Linked DNA regions of Homo sapiens: region 2 is linked to region 1. Evidence: chromatin contacts called from ENCODE Hi-C data. All regions are on one chromosome and are shown on one strand. Each heading gives the region's core, a stretch centred on a gene start or an enhancer-like site at or near the end of the contact. The rest is flanking DNA. Distances are from core to core; before and after follow the strand shown. Region 1 overlaps LINC01091 (long intergenic non-protein coding RNA 1091). Region 2 has its middle 330 kb from the start of LINC01091.

Region 1 (6,952 bases), core at 1,256-3,755:
GTCTAGCTCTGTCACCCAGGCTGGAGTGCAATGGCGTGATCTCAGCTCACTGCAACCTCCACCTCCCAGGTTCAAACAATTCTCCTGCCTCAGCCTTCTGAGTAGCTGGGATTACAGGCGCACGCCACCACACCCAGCTGATTTTTTGTATTTTTAGTAGAGACAGGGTTTCGCCATGATGGACAGGCTGGTCTCGAACTCCTGACCTCAAGTGATCTGCCCACCTCGGCTTCCCAAAGTGCTAGGATTACAGATGTGAGCCACCATGCCTGGCTGTGGTAGGATACTCTTGAAGTTATTTAGGACGTGTTTAATTAAAGACAATGGCATGCAATGTGTATCTTGTGGAGTCTGAGCAAAAAAAAATAAGAGACACTGATATTAAATTTTATGTATAAGTCTTCTGTATTTAAATACAGTGATTTAATAAAATCTGTTATTTGGAGACGGAGAAGTATTTCATGTATTTTCATTTTAGACATAAAGGAAATCAACTCCTTTGAAGTACCAAAATTTATAACTTAAATTGTTTTGATATAAATATACCTAAAACATATTGTATAGTTCTCTGGATTCTTATACAGAATGCATCTTCTCCCTGCTGACCCAGGGTCAACATTATACACATCCATTATTGTTCTGTGTGATATTATAATGTTCTGGGGCCTCTTTCCTAAATACCCTGACAATCATGCTGCTCTTTTCTCTTGCTGTGAGCTGACCAGCTGTGCCCCTGCCTGTTGCCAGCACGCTCCCCTCTCCTAGATCCCTGTCTTCCTCTAGTGCAGTTTTTAATTCATCGTGGCCTGGGAATCCAGATAACATAGCTAATTAGAAATGATCTAAATGTAAGAGTGAATGCCCCTGAGGGAGCATCTGTGGCCTTCTCTGTGAGTTTCTATGGGGATCTCTCCTTTGCGTTAGATGCCGTAAGCGTTAGTGTATGGATGGCAGACCTGTTTTTCCTTTGCTTCTCAACACTCAATTAGATCCGTGTAGCTAATGAAATTCATGAGAGCATGCAGCAAAATTCTGTATAGGAAGGTTTTTTTTTCCTTCTTTACATAGTTTCCCATGTTCTAAATTAGTTGTTTTAATGTTATCTATGTGTTTTTGTTTCATTTTAGGGTATCAGTGGGATAATATTAACTGCCAAAATAATTCATTAGTTGTAAAGCTCCATCCTGGCTAAACTGTGGATAATGTGCCTCTTAGCTTAGACTGCTGAAAAGTCATTATGGTCAATGACTGACCCACAGCCACCATGTGAAAAACCTGGGTTTAACTAGAAAGTAAAAACTGCTGGAACAACCTGATTGTGCCAAGAGGTAGTATGTTAAATCTATGTAGAAGTAGCAGAAGTTACAGGAAAAAAGCCAGTGATTACCAGGGTGTCACATTGTTTATGAACCAGGTTGCTGAGTCTTTGAATCTGGAGATGATAATTTAAGTCAAAATTTCAAGAGTAGGAATTCTGAGGTCAGAATCAATAGTGTAGTTGGGTATAAGTCATTTGAATAAAAAGCCGGCTTTTGAGCTTGACCCCTTTTCTCTCAGTTCCTTTTCCTAATTATCCTACTTTTCTCAAAAATGTCACTCACAAACTCTTTTGCTGTGAGAGTTAATGGTGAGGTGCATAAAATACACATACAAGTTTCAAAAGTGAAGTATAAATAGCCATAGCCTTTCAAAGTATTATTCAGGTTTAGGAAAACAAGTGCCTTTACACATCATTCGAGCACCCGAGGATGATTCTACCTGCAGATGGGCCTTTAAATAAGTGTGAGTTTGCTGCTGCTTCTCAACTCCCAGTTGGATACTGAAAAAAAAGATCTTTCTCAATTTCCTGTTCTTGTGCGTTATTAAAATCCTTCTGTTGCCCCCACTGCCACCCCTGCCTCTTTCTTCTTTTCCCATCTTTTTGTGTGGAGGATGTTATCCACAGTTCCCAGCAGTGATGATGCATTTGAGTCAGGAGGATGAGATTGTGACCCAGATACAGTGCATGAGAAATGAGTGATGGGAAGAGAGAATGACATGACGGGGGGCGGAGGGGGGGGAGAGGGGGGAGAGAGAGAGAGAGAGAGAGTGAGCAGTGGTGAAGGGTTATGAGTTGTACAGTTATTTCTAGCTTTGAATGGTTTCCAAATCTCATACATTCACAGACAACCTCGCCAAAGCCCACAGCTGTCATGCATTTTCAACAGATTCCACAGGGCCTAGATGAGGTTTGAAGGCATTCCTTTGCTCTTACACATTAGCTAAAAGGAATTACCGTAACATCTGATATTGTGGAAGTGGGACATTTGCCATCCTGACCTTGCCCAAAGCAGTCCGGAAATAGGAGTCTAAGAATGTATTATCTCATATGGCCCCTAAAGGTCACCAGGGGCCTGTCGGTGGCATTCTGAGAAAATCCAAGCACCCAATATGCTCTGCATTTGGAGAAACTGGGCTGCTTTGTATGGGCACAGTGGGCAGACACATGTTCCCATTGCTCGTTGGATGTTTGTCATAGGAAAGGCATGTTCCACTGGAGAAATTCCCAGCTGTCAGTAATGTGCTGATATACCACAGCCAATCATCAGAGGATGAGCCAAATAAACAGGATGTTCACAATGTGTGTGATTGCATGAGTGTGTAACAAAACTTCTGCCCATTTCACAGCCTCATAATGGGATTGACATGCATTGCTTAATGCATCTGTCTGTTTAGGATAGAAAGGCATAAACACCATGGAAACCATGTGTAAGAAAGCCCTTTCTTTGGCTATATGGGCTGTTGATATGATGGGATGAAATCTGGTATAAATTGGGAAAGAACATTGCTTTAATATTATGAGTTTACTTGCTGGGAAGTGCCTTGAAGTCATCCAAACACAGATGAGAAGGAATAATCAGATAATCAGTAGCTATTGAGAGTTAACAAAAGGGGCTGAGTTGATATGAATATTTTTACATACCAGTGGCGTCATCTTCATTCTTTCTTCTTGTAAGACACTCATTAGTTGAATTATTTATATAAATGTACAGAAATGAGTCAAAGTTATGTCATTGCCCTTTTTGTTTGGATATGCTGCTACTGTTAACAATTAGTTTCTAAATATATTCCCGAGGCAGCAATTTGGGAAGGGGGAGTAGTGGTTCCTTCAACACTCATGTGTAGATAGGTTCTTGGAAAAATAACATCAGGTATCCTGTTAAGTGTCAGACCTTTTACTTCTCTGAGCATTCAAATCCCCTTTGCTCAAGGTGGCACATCCATTCATGATAATAACAGTAATAAATAAGATTTATTGTACATTTCCTGTTTGATGGTACTGAGCTAAGCCTTTAACATGCATTAACTCTTTTAATTCTCACAAAACATATAAGATTGATACTATTATTATTACTATCATAATGATAAGAAAACCAGCATTCAGAGAAGATAGTAGGCTTTTAAGAAGGTAGAGTTAGTGACAGAGCAAGCTGGAACATGTATTTGAGTACTGAATCCATGCATTTAACCATTTCACTATGTTACCCTTGTGTGTCCCTGCTCTATGTGAAATTTGATTCTATTACAGTCTCTGGTGTTAATTATTTTATTGCATTGAAATGTGATTTGTATTTCCTTGAACAGGACTAATGCACAAATATAATTTTGGTATCCTAGGGTCCATCTGTATAGAATATTTCACCAACCTAGTACAGTTGAGGAACATGCCATGAAGTCTTTGTAATGATTTTTCTCTCTTGTTAAGTTTTGGTCTTTTAATTGTGGTTATTATGTGCTGCTTTTCAAACATTGCCCAAGATGCACTGATTTAGGAAAAAATCATATGTGCCAGGATGCTACCTCCTAATAATATTAACACTTTCAATAGGTTTTATGGATAAACACAGCAGGAAAGAAAAGGAGCTCTGAGTGTACAGAATCTGTGTGTTTATATTGGTTTATGAGATCGTTAGAGACTTGTATTGTATCATCTGGTAGAAAGCAGTACCACATAATGGTTAGGACTTGGGCTCTAGAGTTTCACTACTTAACGATCTGTGTGACCCTGAGCCATTTCATTGATGTCTCTGAGCCCACTTCTTTCATCTGTACAGTAGGTATAAGATAATAATTTTTATAAGATTATTGTTAGGATGAAATGAGAGAATCCCTGTAAAATTCATGGCTCCTAATAAGTATTTTAAAGAATGCTCTGAAATGCCTTTCAGCACTCTTCATTGCCAATCCTTGTACTGTTTCTCTTTGAGTCCTTATCACAATTAGACATGCTGTATTACACTTGTTAAATGTCATCTCCCTAAACTAGAATATAAACTCCCCAAACTCAGGTATGTGTCCTTCTCTCCCGTGCCCTCATTGCCTAGAACAGCATCTGACACAAGCTAGGCCCTTATGAATATTTGCAGATAAATAAATGACAGCTATTTTATTATCATCATTATTATCACTATTACTATGGCTCTTATTACCATGTGTTTCAGACTCAGATACCATGCTTAAGAAAATCCTAAAAATACTGTTTAGATTTGAATAGTTACCAAGAGGCTTACGAAATATTTGATTTCTGATCATAGAAGTTTATAGGAACATCAGAGCACATTGAGTTTAACCTCTTCAATTTATAAAATAAAAGACTTAGAATACTCCAAGGCCAAGTGATGTTAATTGGTCTTACTTGAGTCAAGAATTACCAAGTGGCGGCAGGGGCGGTGGCTCACGCCTGTAATCCCAGTACTTTGGGAGGCCGAGGCGGGTGGATCACGAGGTCAGGAGATCGAGACCATCCTGGCTAACGAGACCATCCTGGCTATCATGGTGAAACCCCGTCTCTACTAAAAATACAAAAAATTAGCCAGGAGCGGTGGTGGGCGCCTGTAGTCCCAGCTACTCGGGAGGCTGAGGCAGGAAAATGGCGTGAACCTGGGAGGCAGAGCTTGCAGTGAGCTGAGAGCGCTAGTGCACCTCGGCCTGGGCGAAAGAGCGAGACTCTGTCACACAAAAAAAATAAAAATTAAAATAAAAAAATTACCAAGTGGCAAGTAAGAGCTGGGATCCAGGCTCCAACCCCAGTCCAGTAAGCGCTCTTTCTGCTGTGCTCTACTGACATCTAACTTGGATACCAATATGGCTGTCCACTCTTCAGCAGACCAGGCCTCAACGAAACCATGGCCCTACTTTATCATTGCATTTTACTCCAAACTTCTTGTCCCCTTTTGTTGACTAGTCATGGCTGTATCTTCCAGGTTTTTCACAGGAATGGAATTTCTTTTTTGATGATAAAATGTGCACTAGTGACAAGTCATACATGGAAATGGCTGAGAACTGCAAGACACTGCTTGGGGCCAGGTAGAGATGCCCCTCTGCAGATAACTCAGTGAAAATTGGATACCTTTTGTCAGCTCTATTTGGAGTCTTTTACTGGATTTGGGATCTCCAAAGCATTTCATCCTGAGAGAAAATCAAAACAAAAGCTATAAAGTTTACTACTCCTCTAGCTTAGAGCTGTCCAGGAAGAAAAATGTATGAATTCATTCAATCAACACTTACTAAGAGATAGTAAGAAATGGATGTGTGTGGATGGTATTTACAAATATTTTCAAGTTGCATCATTTTCCCTCAAGGAGTTTATAGTCTAGCAAAAGATGGATTTTTCCAAATTAATCTTAGTGGTATATAACATGATAGTGAGAACATGGAGAGAGGAAATGAAAATAAAATTTTGAGGCAGCTTGGAGGAGGATGAGATTACTTCCAGATGGTGAATTGAGATGTTCATGGAAGAGGCAGCATTATAACTAGAATGATGGATCAGCAGTATTCTTCAAATTGCATGCAGCTTAGATCAAATATATTTTAAAGGTGATTTCTTAGGAAGTTCGTTTACTTCCTGACATTTTATATTCTTCTGTATGCCATATAACAGACTCAAATGTATATAATGTAATGTAAGTGCCGTAGCTTATTTCTCACAAGGAGGCATTTATTCGAGACATTGTTATGTATTTTTTGCATAGCCACAATTATAAATATTTACATGAGTTTATAAATAATAGCGTACCAAAAGAAAAAGAAATTGTATCTGGTACTTACACACATACAATATTTGGAGGCTCTACACATAGCTAAGATTATTTTTGGACATTTCTGATTTGACTTACATAACTGTTTATGCTTAAGCCACAAAAGGTTTTCAAACTAAAGTCCATTATGATAATAGTGTGATGTATCAAAGGCATCCATGAGCTGAACTCATGTTCTTATACTAAAAGTCTTGGAAAACATTTACAATGTTTACAATGCCTTCACACACTTTTTTTCTCCTTATGGATGTATCTTTCTACTTAAAATAGCTGCATTTATTTTAGTAGTTGATCTCTTTCCTGGAAATTATTTTCAAAAGTAAATACAATTTTAGTTAAATAAATATTTTAAGTTTTGCTTCACATTTTCAATGTATTAAGCACTACATGGTAACTAGAAAATTGAAAGTTTTTATTAATTTGATTAATGTAAGCCATATTTTACATTCAGCAACCCCAAATTAAATAAAAACAATCATAGAGGAATTATAAAGAATGTGATTTACATCAGTTTAGTGCCGGGATGGCTTTTCATTTTCTAATCTTCCCTTACCATTTCGACTTTGCCCTGTTCCTGGTCAGCTGGGAAGTTATCTGCTGTGGGGTTTCCTGTTTGCCTGTTGCTTTTCTACCTTGGGGTGCTGTAGCTACCCATTTGGCTTGCTCGCTCCTAAAGCTATGACTGCAGCCATGTAGTCTTTCGTGTTTCACTTGAAACATGCTGACAGATGTGCTGACTGAACATTTTAACCAGTACACTTATTGTGGCTTCTTCTGAAGCTGATTAAGCTACCAAAACAATTCTATGTTCTTCTGCTGATTAAGCTACCAAAACAATTCTGTGTTCCTCTGAAGAACAAAGAAAGGGCAAA
Region 2 (6,425 bases), core at 2,018-4,517, 140 kb after region 1:
CTGGAGGTCCACTCCAGACCCTGTTTGCCTGGGTATCAGCAGCGGAGGCTGCAGAGCAGCAAATATTGCTGAACAGCAAATGTTGCTGCCTGATCGTTCCTCTGGAAGCTTCGTCTCAGAGGTGTACCCAGCCGTGTGGGCTGTCAGTCTGTCCCTACTGGGGGGTGCCTCCCAGTTATGCTACTCAGGGGTCAGGGACCCACTTGAAGAGGCAGTCTTTCCACACTTGGACACAGGAAGGGGAACATCACACACTGGGGCCTGTTGTGGAGTGGGAGAATGGGGGAGGGATAGCATTAGGAGATATACCTAATGTAAATGAAGAGTTAATGGGTGCAGCACACCAACATGGCACATGTATACATATGTAACAAACCTGCAGGTTGTGCACATGTACCCTATAACTTAAAGTATATATATATAAAAAAGAAATAGACTGATTCAAAGATTGTCTTTGACTCCTCTTTGATTTCCTTTGCTGAACTTTCATTTACTAATCTGTCTTTAAATTTGGGCTCCTCAAGGGGCTAGATTTTCATTTCACATATGAAGAAATAGAGATACAGGGAGGGTAAGCCACTTGGCCAAATTCACACAGCTCATAGGTGGCAGAAGTGAGATTTGAATTGAATCTTGACCAGGGTCCAGAGTCTTTGTTGACATAATTTCCCTGAACAGACCTTTACCTTCTTGAAAGATTCTGATTCAGCAAGTCTGAGTGGGGCTGGGGAAACTACTTTTTGAAAGAAATAGGGAAGATGAGGTAATTTTCTTCAGCAGGAAAGTTTGGAAAAATTGCCCCAGAGAATAAATGTACAATGTCCATCCTGAAAATAGCAAAATTTAACAATTTTTTTTTGTATTGTTTAGAAATGAGAATACATCCATGCAAACTTGAAATTGTATATTTTCTTTTCTGGGTTCCAGCTATTCTTATATAGCTCTATTTCTGATGAGTAAGGGGGAAAAGGTTTTCTTTGTAATTATTCAGGAAAATAACTTGAGTACTAATAAAAATGGACCTAAACGAATTAAGCAGTAGATCTGAAAAATTGGCTATGGGTTGCTTTGTAGGAAATCATTGAAAAAGGGACCAGCCAAGTTATGATGATAGACATTTTCCCCTTTGTTTAGAAGGGTCTGTGATCTGCTGAGCCAAGCCAAGAACAAGAAATATGAAAGTCTGTGTTTTCTTCCAGGACTCGACTCTCTTTGGCCTACTGGATGTACAGGAAGTGGTAAAAGCTGTATGGTGTCTCCTTAGGAATTGAAAGGCCTTGGGCAAATCAATCAGGTCCTGGCTTTCCACATCAGCAAGTCAAGATAATCATGTTGGCTAAACTTATTTGAATACCATCTGGATTCACTTACTGGCAAGTGTAAAGTGTTTTCAGAATACCAAATATTATATAGGGCATCCAAGCAGCTTAAATTTCAGTGCCCTCCATTCCTTCCCTTCCTGTACTTCAGTCTACTACTGAATGCAATGAGATATAATAAAACCAAGATCTCAGGGCTCCTAGCCCTTTACCTGAAACTGCTCTTTTGTGCTGCTCCTACTGGCTGCTATCCACTGAATGTTTGTGTCCCTGCCCCCTACCCCAATTCATATGTTAAATCTTAATTCGCAATGTGATGGTATGAGGAAATGAGGTCTTTGGATGTGCTTAGGTCATGAGGGCAAAGCCTCTATGAATAGAGCTAGTGCCTTTATATGAAATTAGTGAAGACAGCTCCCTGGCTCCTTCCACCATGTGAGGACACAGTGAAAAGATGGCCATCCATCTATGAACCAGGAGTGATCTCTCACCAGACACTGAAACTGCTGGTGGTTTGATCTTGGACTTGGCAGCCTCCAAAACTGTGAAAAATAAATTTTTTGTTGTTTATGAGCCACTTAGTCCATGGTATTAGCATAGCAGCCCAAACAGATGAAGACATTGACCAAGACCTGCATGGAGTGCACATACTCTCTATTAGCCTGCAATAACAATTTAGGCAACGCTGAAGGAATTTTTTTGTTTTTATTCTTATTGGTGTCAGAAAAACACATAAATGCTTATAATTGTTACAGAAAATTGATAACTTTCCCAGGACATATTTTTAGAAAACATGTTTACTAACAAATTCCAGACCTATGACACCATGCTCATTTACATACCCAAATAATACATATGCCTCTTCTGTTTTAATTTTGTGGGCATTACACATCACATAACTAATCTCAGCTCCCTCTTTGAATTGGCTGCTAGAAAACTCAGGGCCACATGTGTAGCTTAGCTCTAGTAAATACATTGATATATGTTTGGTTTGTATGCCTCAATCTTAGCTTCATCTTATGTTTTCTTCTTTGCTTTTCCTTTTGTTCTGTTTTTCTCATGCAATTAATATTAACATTGTGTTTTAATGTGTCTTCAAGTTGCCCTAAACTCTTCCTGGAATAAAAAGAAGGGCTGAAAGAGAATTCATTTTAAAAATCTCTTGACAAATTCTTATATTCATCTTCCAGAACTTCAGATACATAAAAATATTTAAAAATTATCTATCTCTACTATGCCTGCCATGCATATATATTTTTTTACTTTATACCACAAAAGCCATGATCTCTCTACTGTTTCTGAATATGTAGCATATCCGGAAAAAGCAACTTCATCTGTAATACATTTTCTCAGATTTTCTCTTTTGGGGAAATCTAAAACCTTTAGCATGGACTTTTTCATGTTGATAGACTCAAAATTCCATTTGATTTTTATTTTCTGGCAGTACTTCTCTAAAGCAGAAAAGCAAAGATAAAGAAACAGTCAATTAAAAAACAAACAAAATGCAAGTGAATACAGGTTGAGGAAAATTCTACTTTACAAAGTCCCTCCATCTTATTGCCTCATTCTCAGACCTATTCAGTACTTGGAAAAATTCATAACCTGGCAAAATAAAAGCATTCATACTTCTCTAGGCTACAAGCCAAATCAAACCATTCTTTTTAATTACAGGTGAATAATAACACCCTTAAATTTCTTACAAATAACGTCAGCCTCCTTTTGCTTTTTGACTGATGGAAGGTGATGAATGACGACCTTTTAATTCAGCACAGCTGGATGTCTTTTGTTGCACTTCCTCTCAAAAGTTGCTGTGCAGATCTGGCCTATTTTGTCAGATGTGCTGAAAACAACGTGCCTGACTGGAAGTGGAAACAGCCTTCAAACACAAGACATTTGCATGATTGAATACCCTGTCGGGGGAGCAGCTGTGGCAGTCAATGCATAAGGTGGAAGATATGCCATTTGTTAGAGTATCTCTCTGTGTGTGTGTGTGTGTGTGTGTCTGCGTGTGTGCGCACGCATGAGTGTGTTTTGATTTGATTGTTCTTGGAGGACTGGAGGAGGCCTCTCTAGTAAATCTTTGAGGGTGGTATGAAAGTGACTTTAGTATTGCTGGCAATTTTGAGGCTGTCCTGTAAAATAGTGGGTTTATTGTCTGGACCCTTCTTTTTTCATGGGTTTCAGAATACCCAGTAAGCCAGGACTTTCTTGAGCAAATCAGGTCTGTGAGCTGCAGGCCTCAAAGACTTCTGGATAAAGAGTTCACTCACTGAAGGTTACTAAACCAGTCTTTTCCAAGATGAATTCACTGCATTTCCTTGGGAAGATAATAAGAGTGTTGCAGCCACCGTTTATTTCCCTTACTCACTGTAGGCATAATTAAAATGAGTGATCTGTGACAAACTGCATCTGTGTCTCCAGGGGCACAAATGTTGTCACCTGTAGTAGATAGCTCAGCACAGATGCCAATTTACTGGGGATATATTCCTCATCCACAGAGGCTGTCACAGAGTTGACACATCAGTTTCTCAAGATAGAATAAAGCTTTGGATTAGCTAAACACCTTGTTTGTGTTTGATTTCGTGCAAAGTGTTTCTCAACCACCTGAGATCAGTATTACCTATATTTTATGGATTAAAAAACTATAGTAATGAGACTTGAAGGAGGTCTGGGAGGACAGTAATCACAAATTTAGGAAGTGGTGAATACTGAGATTCACACCCAAGTGTAGCTTGAAATCCTGTGTTCTTTGCCAAAGTTGGCTTTATTATCATTTTAACAGTGTGTTTTATAAAGCTTGAAAAGATCCTTTGAAAATGGAAACCAGACATTGTACTTTAAGAAATGTGTGGTAATTTTATCTGAAGGGATTTGAATTATTAGGATTTATTTAATAGGCAAATATAATTGTACTGGAATTATTTTTTAACCTCTTTCTCTCATACTTCTAAACAAAGAAAACCCAGCAATGATTACTTTGATGGTATTTGCATGCCAGGAGAAACAAAGGGAAAAGAAAACAGCTGGTAGTGGAGACTCCCTTGTTTGAAGCTCTGACTTTTTTTCCAGTGGCCTTTAAATCGCTCACGTGGAATCACACAACATGATTAATTCACTTAACAAACTCAATGACTCATCATCAGCTAATAAGTACTTCAAATGAGCTTAGAGAGTGTAGCTCTTTAGGTTTGAATACAAATGTTGTATCTGGAGGGACTTTGGAACTTTGAACTTTTTTAACAAATGTCCTTAATTAGCTGTAAGTAAGTAAACTGGACTTAGACCTATATGTTTAAATTTCATTGTTTTGTCAATACAGACATTTTGCAGAAGATAATTCTTTGTTTGGGGGACTCTCCTATACATCGTAAGATTTTTGGCAGCACTCTTGGCCTCTACCCATTTGTTGTCAGCAGCACCCCACCCCCTCCAATCAAAAATGTCTCTAAATAATGCCAAATTTCTCCCAGAGGGCAAAATTGGCCTTGGTTGAGAACAACTGTTTATTTATTTATGTACTTTTTAAGGACCTGTGATGGTTTTTAGTAAGTATTCAAACAATATAAGCATATAAAGTAAAAAGTGACAATTTCTTACATAATTGTAACCCCAAATAAAGCTATTGATAATGGATGTTATCCACTGCACATCAAGTAAACAATGAATACATAGAAACATTAAAATATATACTATTTATGCTAGGGAACAACTTTTAATAAAAAATGTGATCATATTAAAAAAAATTAAAACCCAGTAGGCTGGGTCTTATACACATACACATGCACACACACACACGCACACACATATATAATATATTATCTACATATGCATGTATATATCAAGAAAGCATAGAGAATATGGGGTAGTAAACTGAATTACATTGTTAAAGATTCCTATATATTTTATATAAAGTAGTACTCTACATATATTGTTAGTACTTAAAAATAGGTATTGTAATTTTTACAGCATCTGCCAAAAATGCAGAGATATATTGAAAAGTCAACAAAGAAATCAAAATAGAATTCAAAAAGTAATTGATTAACCCAAAAGAAGTCAGGAAAGGAGAAATGAATAAGCAACAACAATAACAGATTTAAAAAAAAAGAAAAAAGAAAGAAAAAATGGCAGGCCTAAATTCAACCACAGCAATCAGTTCATTAAATGTAAATGGACAAAATTTTTCAATAAAAAGGCAAACAGTGTTAATCTGTATAAAACAGTAAGAGCAAGGTAAATATGCTGTCTCCAAAGGATACATTTTAACTAAAAAGGCACAAACGGCTTGAAAGTAAAAAGGATAAAAAATGCTATACTTTGCAAATACTATTTATAATAAAACTAAATAGCTATATGCTATAAGTAACAATAGTGACTGCATTAAAAAGACTTCATTTAAATGTGAATGTGCCTAAAACAGTTTTAAGATATGTGAAACAACTGATAGATAAAACAACAACTGATAGATTAAAAAAGAAGACATAGAAAAATCCATAATCATATTTTGAGCTATTAACACACTTCTCCAAGTAATGGATAGTAAAATTAAGAATAAAGCAAGAGAAGTGAAAATATAAATAATACTGTCAACCATTTTTTACCTCACAGACACTTATTGAGCCCCCCATACAAGTGCAGACTATGCATTGTTTTGAAGTGCACATGAACTATGAACCAGGATAAATTATGCTGGACCATAAAACAAGTCTCAGTGAATTTCAAAGGACTAGATAGTACTAGTAATTACCCTCTGTGACCATAAAAAATTAAGTTTTACATCAATAAGATATGTAGAAAAGTTCTAACATTTGAAAATTAACAAATCAGCTTCTGAATAACCAATGAATAAATGAAGAAATCACTAAGAAATTAGAAAGAATTTTGAACTGAAGGCTGATAAAAAAACAGCATATCAAAATTTGTGGTATGCAGCTAATATGGTACCTAGAATGACATTTATAGCTTTAAATGATTTTATCAGAAGCAAAGGAAGCCTTAAGATTAATGATCTAATTTTCTACTGTAATAAGCCATTGTAATTACACTAAGATAATCATAAGAATTTTTAAGAAATTAGCAAAAGGTGAGAAAGTTAAACCTAATAGATAG

What was found. A loop is a pair of places that touch in the nucleus more often than their neighbours do. Pooled maps may share reads with other maps.
Region 2: a map of endothelial cell of umbilical vein shows a loop between it and region 1 (8-fold over the local background). The contact joins two enhancer-like sites. A Hi-C loop is called at or near these places in 3 of 168 maps with a recorded cell type or tissue (IMR-90, chondrocyte and endothelial cell of umbilical vein) and 5 of 50 pooled maps.

What each region holds. Positions count from the first base shown.
Region 1 is chr4:123,830,311-123,837,262 of GRCh38, forward strand. The region is part of intron 4 of LINC01091 (long intergenic non-protein coding RNA 1091); the gene reads left to right. Among named protein-coding and RNA genes, the nearest start is that of LINC01091, 180 kb to the left of the region's middle. RefSeq lists a silencer at 2,124-2,418. Within about 2 kb of position 2,506, at least 15 of the 41 ENCODE cell types and tissues checked have a DNase peak (open chromatin) inside an H3K27ac peak, as active enhancers do; they include endothelial cell of umbilical vein, where a contact is called at or near this core.
Region 2 is chr4:123,973,309-123,979,733 of GRCh38, forward strand. No RefSeq gene overlaps it. Among named protein-coding and RNA genes, the nearest start is that of LINC01091, 330 kb to the left of the region's middle. Within about 2 kb of position 3,268, at least 4 of the 41 ENCODE cell types and tissues checked have a DNase peak (open chromatin) inside an H3K27ac peak, as active enhancers do; they include endothelial cell of umbilical vein, where a contact is called at or near this core.